Regions from separate parts of the Mus musculus genome. Here region 2 is linked to region 1. Evidence: chromatin contacts called from ENCODE Hi-C or POLR2A ChIA-PET data. All regions are on one chromosome and are shown on one strand. The core of a region is the stretch at or near the end of the contact, and the rest is flanking DNA. Distances in the headings are between cores, read along the strand shown.

What was found. Hi-C counts contacts between places; a loop is a spot of excess contacts on that map. ChIA-PET counts read pairs that join two places held with the same protein, here RNA polymerase II (POLR2A).
Region 2: POLR2A ChIA-PET joins it to region 1 with 13 read pairs in Patski. The contact joins the enhancer-like site here to the promoter of Cd274 in region 1. A Hi-C loop is called at or near these places in 3 of 37 maps with a recorded cell type or tissue (Patski, T-helper 1 cell and T-helper 2 cell). POLR2A ChIA-PET finds 5 or more read pairs at or near these places in 1 of 5 experiments (Patski).

The regions. Positions count from the first base shown.
Region 1 is chr19:29,363,963-29,371,650 of GRCm38, forward strand. It overlaps Cd274 (CD274 antigen), which reads left to right and starts at 3,476. Exons shown (of 7, transcript NM_021893.3): 1 at 3,476-3,544. It also overlaps a transcript of Plgrkt not described here.
Region 2 is chr19:29,465,187-29,472,874 of GRCm38, forward strand. Pdcd1lg2 (programmed cell death 1 ligand 2) reads left to right here. Exons shown (of 6, transcript NM_021396.2): 6 at 5,330-7,688. Among named protein-coding and RNA genes, the nearest start is that of A930007I19Rik, 53 kb to the right of the region's middle. Within about 2 kb of position 3,945, at least 2 of the 3 ENCODE cell types and tissues checked have a DNase peak (open chromatin) inside an H3K27ac peak, as active enhancers do.

The sequences.
Region 1 (7,688 bases), core at 2,226-4,725:
CCCGTTTTACTATTACTGACACTTTTAATCATTACTGTGATTTCATCTTATTAATTTGATAGGCTTTTTTTTTTTTAAATGATGCTGTAGCCAAGGAAGACTATTCCGAGCAGGGGCCGCCGGTACATCTCAGAGTGTAACCTGAATCAGATGAAGCTTCATGTGGCGCAGCCCAAGCATTTCATAGCATCCCAAGAGAAGCTTGACTGGGGAAGCCCTGGGGAATAGTGATGAGGGTGTGGGCTTTAGCCTTCCTAGGCTGTATGTAAATAACCGCACAGCTGATGAGCAGGAAACTTGTAGCTGTTTCTCTTTAGGGTGCTTTTCAGCTGTGATGTCAGTATTGACTAAGCACCTGCTTGCTAACTTCCTTCTCCTGCAACCCATGCAACGCACATGACCCTGCTCTCAACCTGTGAATCTCAGCCTGTTCTCCTCCCCTGAGTGATCTTTTCCTCTTCCTCCTCCTCCTCTTCCTCATTCCCCTTCAGAAAATAGTCCCTGAGCTCTGAGAACTAGGGCTGTAGAGAGCTTATCCAGTTACGGGCACCCCAAAGCACCAAGGTTTGATTCTTAGCAGCTTACAACTAACTGTAACTCCAGACCCACGCAGCCTGACCCTTGCTTCTGGCACTCTCCAATGACTTTGCATTACCACTGGGAACCAACCTTTCTCCTTAACCCTCCAGGCCCTCTGAGACGTGATGAGAGCCAGCCTTTCAGTCTAGACTGCAGCACAGTAATATTCTCTGCAGGAACTGTCCACGCTTGCTCCCCTTCAGCCTTTGCAGTTTGTCCCTCCTGCAGGTTGGGTATCTCCGGAATCACTTTGTGTAGTGCCTTACCCTTGAGATGGTTGCTTGGTCTTCATCGTCAGCTAAGCAGACTGGGAGCAGCAAGGAGGTTTATCTCCCTGAAATGAGTAGGCCAGGTGGGGTATGAACAGGAAACAGCAAGATTAGAAATGACATTAGAGATTTGTTCCACTCTTCAGTCTTGGCTAGCCGCTGTTTTTCTCTTGTCTGACCGTTTCTCTATTCATTTTGTCCAAATCACAAAAACTCATATCATTTTCAGGGATACTTATCTCCTTGCCTAGGCTATTTTGGCTTATGTGTATTTTTGAGATGGTGATTTTATACACACACACACACACACACACACACACACACACACACACACACATATATACATGTATACATGTATGTGTGTGTGTATAAAAGTCACATCCTCACTTTCTATTTCTGGAGGATACCAAAACTTCATTAAGGGGGCATGGACAACTTCATGGGAGAATAAATGTCGGAGGAGTAGAAACAGGTGGAGGAGTGGGGGTGGGGCGACTCTTCAGATTACTCATATGCAAATCAGCGAAAGCAGCAGGCCCCAGTTCCCATGGAGAGCTTCAGAGAGACCAGGTTCAGTCACCCCTTGCCTTCTCTGTGGAGAATTTATGTAGACTGTAAGCAATGCTTTAACAAAACAAACAAAACCAAACCACCTCACCTCTTCTAGCTTTAGAAGGAATTCACATATCATAGAGACTACTAAGGGGGTGTGGCTTAATCCTCACCTCTCAGATCCTTATGGAACCAAGGGAACTCAGCTAAGGAGTGGGTCTCTAAAGTGAATTTTTTACAGATCTGAATAGTCACAACCATACTAACATATCATAAAGCTTGGCCAGGCGTGGTGGCGCACACCTTTAATCCCAGCACTGGGGAGGCAGAGGCAGGCGGATTTCTGAGTTCGAGGCCAGCCTGGTCTACAGAGTTCCAGGACACAGAGAAACCCTGTCTCGAAAAACCAAAAACAAACAAACAAACAAACAAACACAAACCTATTAACTAGAAATATGTTTTGTCTGTGCACGTGTATATACACACACATATGTTTAGACTGAATTTCCACATATAAAGTCTATATTTTATTTTCAGTCAGCCAACTAATGTTATCTCTAACTTTAATTGCTTTATTCTATTATTGGGGTTCAAAAGACATTTGGAAGAGGGACTATCTCAGCTGAGGCTCTGGTCTTATTCCAATTTTATTGTTGCTGTTTAGAGTGCCACATTCTCTATAGATCCTTTAGGCAGCATCAACCCCAATGACTTCCAAGTTAAAAATGGAGATGCTTTGAGAATGTGAAAATCTCATTACAACTAAGCCAGCGGACACCCCAGTATTCACCCAGTGCACTACTTTGGAATAGTAGTTTTAGTAAGTAAGTGGGGGAAAGCAGAGAATGAAGAAGGCCCTTGAAGTCCAACAGTGAAATGTTTAAAGATGACAGTGCTCTGTGGAGTTCCCAAGGTTTTGTCTTGGAAAAAGTCCACACTTCCAGTTCGCAGAAAGTCTTTCTCAACATCATTTAGAATAGACTTCCCCCACCTGGATCCCGAGACTGGCCGTGATCCACAGCGTTCACAAAGGGCACGGTTCGAGATGGGAAGTTCTTGAACGGCAAGACAACTGGTTTCATTATGTCGAGGAACTTTGAGGAAGTCACCAAATCCACGATTTAAAAATATATTTCCTATTATACAGACACACCTACTTTCTAGAATTAAAACTGAGTCATTTGCTTGATATTAACTCTATAGGTTGTATAACTCTATATGTAAAGTCATGTCAAGACTGTCACGTATCCACGTATCCAGAAAGGGCTTGAAAGAGATGGGGAATCGGATGGTAATTTGAAGTGTCTGGATTCTGAAGATAAAATTTAAGTCAGAGATCTTATGACTTCAGATATTTTGCTTCTAAAGCGCTCACTGCTCAAGCCTGAAGATTTGAAATTCGGGTCCTCATTACCCATAATAAATGCAGTGATGGCCCATTTCTGAGACCCTAGCCCTGGCAGCAGGGGCGCGGATGGGGATCCCTGGACCACGCTGGCCGGCTAGTTTGGCCAGCTGCGAGCCCGAGGTTAGGTAAGAGAGACCCTCTTTCAAAAATCAAGGTGGGAGCTGTAGAGGAAGGCAACCTATGTGGATCTCCAAGCACACGCTCCCCCCCACCCCCACCCCCGACCTCAGGTTCCACTCCCACCCAAAATAGAGCTGAGTTGTTTACTCTGGACTGTTTCTTTGAGGGAACCTGATTTACAAGAAAGCTAATGCAGGTTTCACTTTCACTTTTAGTTTCGTTTTTAAATAGTGTTTGTTTGTTTTTGTTTTTATCGACAGCCTCTCAGTAGCAGCCCGGTTGTCTTGGAGCTCTCTCTATAGACCAGAGACTCACCTGCCACTGGCTCCTGAGTACTGGAATTAAGGCGTGTGTCACCGCACCGAAGCCTAGTTTCGTTTTTTCTTAAACTGTGAATATCCCAAAGCTGACTCTAAAGTCATCCGCAGGAAATACTATGAGATAAACTCATGCTCAAAGGGACTGGGTGGCTTCGGTTTCACAGACAGCGGAGGTTGGACAAGGCTTCCGCGGAGTGGGCGGGGCTCTGAACTCGAGATAAGACCAGGAAATCGTGGTCCCCAAGCCTCATGCCAGGCTGCACTTGCACGTCGCGGGCCAGTCTCCTCGCCTGCAGGTAAGGGAGCATCTTCTCGCGGAATCCGCTTGCAGGGCACTTTAAAGAGCCAGAATCCCTAGACCTTTTTAGGACGGAGAAGGGAACCGGTTTCCTGGGAAAGTTAAGAACTCAGAATCCGCAGTTTTGTGTGTTTATGGATCTTGTGGGTAGGTAGCTGGGTCAGAAGAGATGAATTAATTGGTCCTAGCGCGACTTGACTGTTTGCTAGCAATGACTGGGTCTTTCCACTTGAAGCATCTCCGGAGGTCCCTTCCTCTGTCGAGGTCTAGGATGCTGGAGCTTAAGATTTTCATTCTATCTGCCCAGAGAACCTAAAGGATTTTTGGAAGAAAATGTCCCAAACAGTTCTTAGATACAGTGACCTAGGCTATGTTAAAGTTTAGGTTGGGGTTGTCATAAGAGGTGAAAGTACAATATTCTATCTTTTTTTAAAAATAAATTATTACAGGTGCTTTCCTATGAATTACTTAGCCAGTTTTTTTTTAATTGCTATATTCCATTGTGCTGGGTTATTAAAGGGCATCACTCTCCCACTGAGGAATGCACAGGTTAGTAATAGTGCCTTACTAGCTCAGTCATCCACTGACCATCTGTGTATGTGACTGTCTGGAATATGGCTAGGTATTTCATTTAGATAAACTCTTATATGTATAAGTACTTCATTATGTTTGAGTGTCTGAAAGGCCTTTGTGTAGAAAAAAAAAAAACAACAACCTGAGAATACATTCCAGAAAGTATCCGCAGCTGATGATGATAGTGACCAAGCGGTGTTTAAGGAGAACTTTATACAGGGAAAATATTCACCTTTCCCAGCTGAGCATCATAGATAGGAAGACATGATAGTGGTTATATGCTGCTCTAAGGAGGGATGGAGAAGGGATGGATTTGAGCACAGGGTTCAGGATCATTTGATAGAATTTGAAAACTGGGTAAATTTTCACTCTTTTGAGAAAGGAAGTTTGCATCTGCTTCCCCTCCCCGCCCCAGGCACTCTTCCCCCCCCCATCCCCCCCCGTGCCCCCCCCCCCCATGGGAAGATAAAGAAGTGGCGTTCCAAGATCTTCATCTGGACTTCCCCTGGGACAAACCTATTTCCCCATCTTGAATGAGCGTCACTTCTTTACTTTAAACTCTGTTCTGTGAAAGGCTCTCAGCTCTTGTCTGGGAATTTGTGAAAGGTTACAGTTTCTTGCCGGAGGGAGGGAGAAGGTGACCCTGGACTCTTAGCCCATGTAAGAGGTGCAGGTTTAGAGGTCAAAGGCCATGCTGATTTACATGGTCCCTGAATTTCCCCTTTTGATCTACTGCTCACACCTGCACCCTGAGAGCCAGGGAGGGGAGGATATGATACTGAAGAAGGTGACTATCAGACCCAACCCATCACCTTTCAGACTTTATACTAAGCTTTAAAGCAGACTCATAAGCAATAGATAACTGTTCCAACTGAGTCTGCCATCAACGTAGGAAAAATTAGGTACAGTCTTCAGTGGATATCATGTACCTCATTGTGACTGTCTAGTACTCGGCTTGGCCATTTCTCCCAGGGCCTCATTGCAACAGTCACTGTGTCCTCACAGGCCTGGATGTCATCCTGCCTCATCTGCTTGGGCAGATGAACTGGAGAGATATGATTAATAATGAGTCATTTGATTTTGCTCTTTTTGTAAATGTCCTTGGTTTGGTTTGGTTTGTTTATTTTTTGTTTTGTTGTTGTTGTTTGTTTTTATTTTCATGCTCTTGTTGTTGTTTGAGACAGAGTCTCACTATGTAGCCCAGGCTAGCCTCTTCCCCCAGTCTCTCAGATGCTGTTGCATCTGCCCTTTTCTAACATCAATGATTCATAATAATCAGCAAGAAGGCTATGACCTTAACAGTCAAAATAAGTAATCAGGTAATTATTGAGAGCTAAATATTTATTTAAACAAATCAAGTTGCATTTTTCAAGAATTGAATGGGGGGATCTAAAAAGTAATGTTTGTGCTGCACAAAGATGTAGTGGTATCAGTTGCCATAGTCTTTCTCCCTAGATCCGCAGATCTCCTTAGGGAAATCTATAATTCAAGCCTAAACTTGGACCTGGTACACAACTGGTACTCGCCCAAACATTGGCCAAGCACACACATATTTGTGACTCTGAAAAAAGGGACAACACATAACAGCAAAGGCGCTCCGTGTTAGGGGCCTGTTAAATACAAGACTTGGGGAAATTATGCCATAATCTTACATTTTAAAAATGGCTATTACATGTGTGAGACAACGGGGGCTGGAGAGATACCTCAGAGGTACTAGGCACACATATGGCAAGCAGATGTACAAGCAGGCAAAACATTCTTAAAAAACAAAAACAAAACCCCAAAACAGATTTCTTTCTATATTATTTATATGGGGTTCTGCCTGCGTGTACACCTGAAGGGCAGAGGAGAGCACCAGGTCTCATAGGTGGTTGGTTGTAAGCTACCATATGGTTGCTAGGAATTAAACTCAGGACTTTGGTAAGAGCAGCCAGTGCTCTTAACCTCTGAGCCATCCCTCCAGTCCCAGACAAAACACTCTTACACATAAAATAAATCAATCTTTAAAAGTGTAGAGGAAAATGGCTGAACAGAAACTATTGACAGACATGCTGAGAGTGGTCACCGTTTCTCCAGCTTGGCACTGGTGGTGCTGTAGGCCATCTCAGTGTCTGTCACCTTGGGGCGGGGCGGGGGGCGGGAGGGGGGGAAGGCGGCAGGGCAGGGTCTTGGCAGCATCTCGGGCCTCTATTTCATCACATCAGTAACAGCTCTCCTTCGTCCCAAGCAAGCTTTGGCAACCAAATAAATATGTTAGCCAATATTACCAAACGGTCCCTAGAGGAGAATGTGTGTAATGTGCCTACATTCGTTTTTATAACAACACCAACAATATCCAACCATAAAAATAAACTGAAATGGTCACTCTACCTCAGTGACAACGTCTGAGCTCCGTTTCAGGGTCCCTCACAAGAAATTCGATAGGTGTAATGATTTATTTTTCCTAATAAGTAAAATGATTATTCACTCATTTGAAAATTGGACACACACACAAAAAAATGAAGAAAAAATTTGCTATTTCATCTCTCCTTTTCTATCTCTTTCCCTTTAAAAAAAGTATAAATGTGGGCTAAAGAGATGGCTCAGCAGTTAAGAGCACTGGCTGCTCTTCCGGAGGTACTGAGTTCAAACTGCACCAACCACATGGTGGCTCACAACCATCTGTAATGGGATCTGATGCCCTCTTCTGGTGTGTCTAGAGACAGTGACAGTGTACTCACATACATAAAATAAGTAAAAAAAAAAAAAACAAAACTTTTTTTTAAGTATAAATGTGTAAGAACTTACCTGTCTTCCCTATAAAAGCCACAATTACCTTTGCAGATAATCACTGTCAGGCAGTGTCTTCAAGAGAAGTGGGGTTGTTCTACGACACAAGAATATTTTTGTTTATATACTACCCTCTAAGCTCCTTCCTACTTCTCTGCAAACTCATCCCCTGTGCATATACTGAAATCTATCCGTCACGGTATTTTGAGTATACACAGTTATCCGTCACGGTATTTTGAGTATACACAGTTTTATTAGCTAATACATGGGGTATTTCAAGTCTGGGACTGTTGTTGGCTGTGTCATCTCTGTTACATATGACTTATATTTTCTAAGATGAATTTCCAAGACAGGAATAGAGAGATCATACGACATGCACAGTTAAAGTTTTAAGAGATTACAAAATTGACCTTTAAGAAGCTATACAATTTCACATCCTTTCCAGGAAAGGTCAAGAAATCCCTGTATCTTCACTAATGCTACCTATGAGGAGTCTGTAATTTTGGTAGAGCAGAAGGTCCAAATGGTATCACAGATCCTCCATGGACTTTCTTATCGAGAGCGTTCTTTCCGCTTTTATTGATTATCCTTCGAGCTATGTGAGACTCTCATCCGTCTTCCTCTTGACCGATGTATAGTTTTCTCACTGAGTTCAGAGGCTAGGATGCAGAAGCCGTCCTCGTCAGCTTTATACACCTTTCAGATTGACTGTGAATGAGCACACAGGTCAGAGAGACGGTAAGGGAAGACCTACTCTCCCATGAACGTTGTAAACATGCGAATAACACAGAAGCAGAAAA
Region 2 (7,688 bases), core at 2,695-5,194, 100 kb after region 1:
TTCAGAAGAGCTGACCATGGTGGCAGGAGGGCAGGAGATGGTCCTGCCCCTCACCAGCTGCAGCCCCCAGGTAGGAGAGTAGGCCATGTGCCTCATCTGGGCAGCAGAATAGAGATTATCCTGGTGATAGGGGAGCAGGCATACTGGCCCCATCACTTGTCTGACATGGGGCAGCATGGGTAAAAGAGAAATGCCCCCTTGCCCCTCACCAACTACTTCAGGTGGAAGGGCTGGCCCCCAAATCATGAGAGCAGGAGAGCTGACCCTACTTCTCACTGGCTACAGTACCCAGAGAGGGTGTCCTGCACCTTGCCTGGGTAGCAGAGTAGAGCTGGGCCCCTGCAAAAGAGCTGGCCCTGCACCTTGCCTGCTGTAGATTGGGTGAGCTAGCCAGGAAGTGTTAGAGAGCTTGCCCTGGTGGTGAGTGTACAGGAGAGCAGAGAGGCTGACCAACTCATCTACCACCCAGGCTCAGATGTAGGGTTTTGAATTGGCTTGACCTCAACTCTGAACTGCTGGAACTGTAGGGATGCTCCTACAAATCTAAAGCTGCAGGGTCTCCATGACACAGGGCAACAACAGGCTGTCCAAAGGAGTCCCTGTAAGGGTCCAGCAGGAGCCAGAAGCCATGAACCAGACCAAAGTCTCATGGCAATGTTCATTTGCAAGTAAATAGAGTGGACCAAAGGGAGTTCTGTGGGACTGTGGGACAGACACACTATGACACACTATAGCTTCCACAGCAAGGGTTTTATTTTGGTTTTTTTTTTTTTTTTTTTTGGTATTTTACTTTATTCTAGTTTATTTTATTCTGGGGTAAAGGTTGCAAGAGCAGAGGTAGATACTAAGGGACAGGAAGATGAATGGGGTTGGAGTACATGATTCACACACACACACACACACACACACACACACACACACACAAATCAATAATTTTTTTTTAAAAAAACTATTCATTACAAAGCCAAAACAAAATTCTGATTAAAAAAAAATTCTTTCTAAATGCCCCATTTGATAAGTTGGAGGTTTTTAAATATTCCATACTAAAGTCATCAGAGGGGTTTCATGCAACAACTGATGGGAACAGATGCAAAGACCCACAGCCAGACACTAGGGAGCATTCAGGGAATCCTCCAGAAAGCAGGGAGGGAGGACTGCAGGAGCCAGAGGGGTCAAGGACACCGCAAGAAAACCACAGAATCCACTAAGCACAGAAAGCAGGGAGGGAGGACTGCAGGAGCCAGAGGGGTCAAGGACACCGCAAGAAAACTACAGAATCCACTAACCAGGGCTCATAGAAGGTCACAGAGCCTGAACTGACAACCAGGGGGCCTGCGTGGGTCTGGCTTCGGCCCTCTGCATATATGTTATGGTTGTGTAGCTTGATCTTCTCGTGAGACTCCTAACAGTGAGAATGGGGGCTGTCTCTGACTCTTTTGCCGGCTTTTGGGACCCTTTTCCTCCTACTGGGTTGCCAGTCCAGCCCTAATAGATGGGGAGGTTCCCGGTCTTATTGCAAATTGATATGTCATGTTTGGTTAATAACCCTTAGAGGCCTACCCTTTTCTGAAGGGAAATGGAGGAAGGGTGGATTGGGGGATGGAGTGGGGAAAGGAAATGAGGGAAAGAGGAAGGGTAAACGGTGGTTGGGTGTAATATATAAGAAAAGAACAAAATTTTTAAATTATGTAAAAAAAAAAAAAACCAGGAATACATTATGGGACTATGAGCTGTCAGCAATGAAGCAGGAGCAATGACGTCTTTTGATGGCGTTGGCAGGCTCACAGCTAGAACCAGCGCAAGAGACAGGATGTGCTGTGGTTGTCAGAAGGGAGGGTTCCACACTCCTGCAGGCTGGTTGAGTGGAAGGCGTAGGGCTTCAAATCAGGGCTTCTGGGACCCGCATAGGCTTGGGTGTAGAGCGAAGAAAGGCCTTGTGCACACAGATAAGCACTGAAGAAGCCAGGAAAGGTAAACACACGGCTTGCCTCTTCGATGGAATGAGGTGTGCAGATAGATGCTCTTCCTGGAACGCCAGGAATGATGGAGTTTTATAACCTGGCGATCCCTTGCTGTCTGATGAGACAGGCTCTGCTCGTATCTCCCAGACTTCATTTCTTCCAGACAATACCCTCCCCCTTCAAACCTTGAGTAATGACTTTTAGACCACAAAACCCATCCTCATGTGGGATGTCACCTGTGCTATCTTAGGGCCAGGCCAATGCTGACACCCACAGGCCTTATGTTTACCTCGGCCATTCTTACCTAGACCCTAAATCTCGGGCACTGTCTCTGAGTCAACAGTACCTATTCCTGTGAAAGAAGCCAGATGTGTTTTGTAAAGAATCTCAGTGTAAGCATGGCTTAAATTATTATATACTCGGGACTGAGTTCATTGTTCTCTGAATACTTTTTTTTTTTAAATTGTGCTGTGCTTAAATATGGCTAAAGTAAAATGATCTGGGACAGACTCTAGAAATCCTGGTTCATCACCCGCTACAATCAAATCAGCCTGAACCAGGTTTTCCTCTTGCCTCACCCTGATCATTTTTTCCTTGCCTGGTATAAAGCTTGCAGGGGAATGGCCACACGTGAGTTATGTGGGACAAATGGAATGTTTACCTTTCTTGGTAAGATCCCCTTCTTTTATGGTTTAGCACTCATGTGATGTGGCACTTGAGTTGACCAAAATGATATAGAGCAATCAGAAGACTTTGAAATACCTCTGTGTCAGAAGCTTGGCATGTTCAAGCTGCTGTGTATAGCACCACAATTCCAAACCCACCAGTTATGAAAACTGTTAGTGTTCTGTCTAAGCTCCTCTCCACAGTTACCTGGCAACAGCTAGGTAGGCCTGATCCACTATAAAAGGGGCTTCTTGCCCTCTCCTCTCTCTGTTGCTCCTCTCTTACTCTTACTCTCTTGATCTTGCTCTGTCCTCTTGTCACTTCTCCCCCCTCCCCCTCTCCCTCCACATGCTCATGACCAGCCTCCTCTCTCTCTCTCTCTCTCTCTCTCTCTCTCTCTCTCTCTCTCTCTGCCTTTCTCTGACTCTACTACCCTCTTTTTTTTTTGTTTTTTGTTTTGTTTTATTTTTGTTTTGTTTTTTGAGACAGGGTTTCTCTGTATACCCTTGGCTGTCCTGGAACTCACTTTGTAGACCAGGTTGGCCTCGAACTCAGAAATCTGCCTGCCTCTGCCTCCCATGTGCTGGGATTAAAAGTGTGCGCCACCACGCCCAGCCTCTACTACCCTCTTAACTCCCCTGACCATGCCCCAAATAAACTCTATTTTATACTATACTGTCCTGTGGCTGGTCCCTCAGGGGGAAGGGATGCCTCAGCATGGGCCCTCAGAGGCACTGCTTTCCCCCATACCTGACTACATCTCCATAGAACATATCCCCCCTCTCCTTATCTTTTTATAAACACATCAAAAACAACCCCAGGAAGCCTTTGTCTCATCCGTAAGAGATAGCAATCCTCAGTACAAAATTCGATGGAAAAGAATGAACATGGGCTCTCAGACTTTTTCCCACGCCTACCAGCAATTGATCTGAAAGCAATTACTGTAGGCCCACAGCCTGGGTACAGAGCCATGGGACAAACTCGGGAAGTTCCACACTGAGGTCTGATTACAACTGAGCTCTGAATCAGCAATTAGATTTTCTTGACCCAGCAAATTTTCTCATCCGCCTTGGCGAGCCTGATTAAAATACCCATTTCTTCAGAAACGAAAATCCCAATTCCTATAAAATGATATCCTTGACCCGGAGGCACCTGCTTGTGTAGGTCCGATAGGCTCAGTGTCTTTCTTCAGTGGGACTCCTTCAAGTACTCAGGACAGGGAAGACGTGGGAGGGGCCTGAGAGCAGAGGTGACAAACTCTGGTCTCCAGCAAGCAAGCATGTGATGAAAGGAGGGGAGGAGGCCTGAGGTGACCAGACAGGGCTTGGGCAACCTGCCAGCTCAACTCTAACTCTCCACTGGCAAGAAGACAGACATGGAGGTGTTTATGGAATGTCTGCTAGTTATTAAATGCTAGATAAAAAATTACCAGATTAGCCAACTCACACACTGGGGACCTATTTATAGCTTCATGGCTAGAAGTAAACAAACCGCTAACAGCGAGGCCCGAGGCATGGATCATTTAGGGTAGAGACATATTTGAGAACACCAAGAACACATAATCTCCTGAATGTCTCATCCTCTCGCATGCCCACGTGCTCTGCGGTATTAGAACGTCTTTGTTGAGTCAACATGATCATGAGTATTTTGGTTTTTTGTTTTTTAATTATTTTTCTTTTATTTACTTTTTTTTTTTTTTTTTTTTGATCATGAGTATTTTGTAACAGACATTTAACCATATAATCAGAAATGTCTCAGGCCTCCTTATCTGACATTCTGACAGTGAAGTAACTGGCAGAGAAATGAGATAGCTGGGAAACCTGGTACCTGTTGTCCTGGGGCCAGGGTCTCTCCAGAGAAACAGAGCCTGGAGTGGGGGAGGGGAAAGCAGCAGAGGGAAAGAGACAGGTAGATTCATTTTAAAGGGTCAGTGCCCATGACTGTGGGGAGAGTGAGGCTGACCTTTGTGCAGTAGGCCAGCAGGTCGAAACAGAGGCAGAGTTTCCATATCACATTCTCCAGGCAGGGTTTCTTCATCTCTAGGAATTTGTTCTCAAGGTCTCACCTGATTAGAAGGAAGCTATATTGGCATATAAGCTATGTAGAATTTAGCTGATACAACACATTAATTATAACTGTAAAGCGCATGGCAACATCAAGACTAGCATTTGATAAGATTGTGGGCCCTGTAGCCTATCCAAGTAGATATGACAAATGAACCAAGAGATGAGGGAGCAGCCATCTTGGCCATGCACTTGGCTGAGAGCATAGAGTAGGCCAGCTTGTTGGAACTGCCAAAGCCTTTAAAAACAGAAGTAAAGGGCCTGGAGAGAGCTCTGTGGTTAAGAGGGTTTGCAGCTCTTGCAGAGGACCTAAGTTCAGTTCCCATTGTCTCTCTCACTGCTGCCTGTAACTCCTGCTCCAGGGCATCTGACACCCTATGAAGTGTTTCATTATAGTATAGCTGTCTGGGGTCCATAGGGTGGGTGTTGGGTAGGGGTCCTAAAGTAGTGCTGGAGAGAAACTTAGAGTGGGGAAATGGGAGGGTGTATCATGAAAGGCTTTGAACCCTGCTGGTCCCGATACATAGATTACTATTTTTTTTAAAGGTGGTTTCTCTCTCCAGTCTACTTTGAGAGGTTATATGTATGTTCTAGTCAATGATTTATTTATTTTTCCTGTTTGTGGTCTCTTCTTCCCAGATCTGGACCTGCGGTCTTGGGAGTTGGAAGGATCTGATGGGAAACCCTCAAGAGACTTCTGGACTCAAAGTGAGAATCTTGCAGGACCTGCCATTTGCACTTTTGAACCCTTTGGACGGTGACCCAGGGCTCCGAAGAGGAGCTTGTAAGACTGACAATCTTCCCTCTGTCTCAAGACTCTCTGAACAGCAAGACCCCAATGGCACTTTAGACTTACCCCTGGGATCCTGGACCCCAGTGAGGGCCTAAGGCTCCTAATGACTTTCAGGGTGAGAACAAAAGGAATTGCTCTCCGCCCCACCCCCACCTCCTGCTTTCCGCAGGGAGACATGGAAATTCCCAGTTACTAAAATAGATTGTCAATAGAGTTATTTATAGCCCTCATTTCCTCCGGGGACTTGGAAGCTTCAGACAGGGTTTTTCATAAACAAAGTCATAACTGATGTGTTTTACAGCATCCTAGAATCCTGGCAGCCTCTGAAGTTCTAATTAACTGGAAGCATTTAAGCAACACGTTAAGTACCCCCACTGTGGTATTTGTTTCTACTTTTCTGTTTTTAAAGTGTGAGTCACAAGGTAATTGTTGTAACCTGTGATATCACTGTTTCTTGTGTCTCTTCTTTCAACTACATCTTTTAAAACAAAACGGTGTGGGGTTTGGTTGTTTTGGTGGTAGTGGTAGTGTTTCTCAGTGGTATCTCCTTAAGAAAAAAAATCATCATGCCAGTGAATTGTTTCTTCAGCCATTTCAGATGGGAAGCTGGAATAGCCTGTCCCCCAAGCTAAGCCTTCTTCCCTAGCTTTCTGCGTGATTTTACATTGAGCATTCCTGTTGCTTTGTTTCTATAACTGTAATGTGGTGATGTCATTGTTAGGGCACTTGAGGGTGGGCGTTCTGGAAGTCCTTTCAGGTTAGTGTTTGGGGGCAGGGTTGCTCAGAATACATAAAGGTGCTAACTTAAACTGCAGCCATGGAGCTCAGTGAATTCACTAACCTTCGGGCTGTCCAAATGTGCACATTAGCTACTGTGACCCCTGTAGGTTAGGGAGCCTGAAGCCAGCTCTTTACCTGGTGTTTAGACTCAGCAGAATTTGGAGTCAATGGGACCAAATGGTTGTGAAATTAAGATTTGAAGTGTGCATCTTATTTTATCACCATCTGCCCAACAAAACTTCAGAAAATGCCTTTGAAGCACAAAAATGTAATCGTTTATGTGAAATCTCTGAGTTGCATTTAGATGCCCATTGCAGCAAGGTGGCTCTCTCACAGATTCCACACCTTAGCCTAAGATACCAGACAGCAGGACAGAGAGAAAAGTCCTTCCTGGTGTGCAAACTTCCTTACACTGGACCTCGCCTCTCAGGTGTGTGATTGGTAGGCCAAATCCCGATAGCCAATCGGTGTTGGGTGCTTTGTCTGCTCTACTGGGAGTCCAGTGGTACAATGGATTCTGGCAAAATGCTGCCATCTTGGCCCTCGCTGGGCTGCTTTCTAGGATATTCATAGAGAAAGGGCCGTCCAGATCCAGTATCCTAAAATCCTGAGAGGAGAATATAAGTTAGTGTGTCTCACTATAACTATCTCTATGATCGGTCACATTACTATCTAACAGTTACCAAATACTATATGCCTAATACTGGTAAGCATTTTATACACACCATTGGATTGAATCCTCTCAAAATCCTCAAAAAGGAAGTTATTAATACCTCCATAGGCAAGGAGCCCAGAACCCAGAGAGGTCAGGCAGTCTAGTTATAGATGCCTGCTTTGTTTAGAAGTGAACAAGAGCATCAAATTATTAATGTGCCCTGGTTATTAATGCGCCCTGGTTACCTGCTGGATGGAACATCAAGGTGGACTTTTGGCAGTTGCATACACCCAGAGGTATTTTGGCTATTCACGGATTAATTTCACACGAAGTGTTTCAGAGACATGTGTAGGGGAAGTCCGGGTTCAGGGGGCCTAAGATTCAAACTCTAGCTTAGCTACGTCTGACCTCCCTAAGCACTAACTTACTATCAAAAGAATGAGCAGTAAAAGAATGGTGTTTACTGCCTGCCTTTATCAGGCAGTGAACGTGCAGCGGGCAACGAATGCTTGATAAGTGTGTGTCAGTGTGAAGTCCCATGTACCAGCCGCTGTCCCCACTGCAAAAGCAGCAGAGCGCTCAGACATCATCAGCTGATTTACCAGCAGCAGATTTCTTCTTCTAGTCCCATCCCTGAAGAAGCTTCCAGCCTAGGTACATTGCATGGGCTTTGTGCTCCAGGAGTTCCTACACAGCCCTCAACTTCAACACAGGCAAAGTGCTTACTGATCCTCATGTATCTTACAGGGTCCCCTCTACCCACAATACCT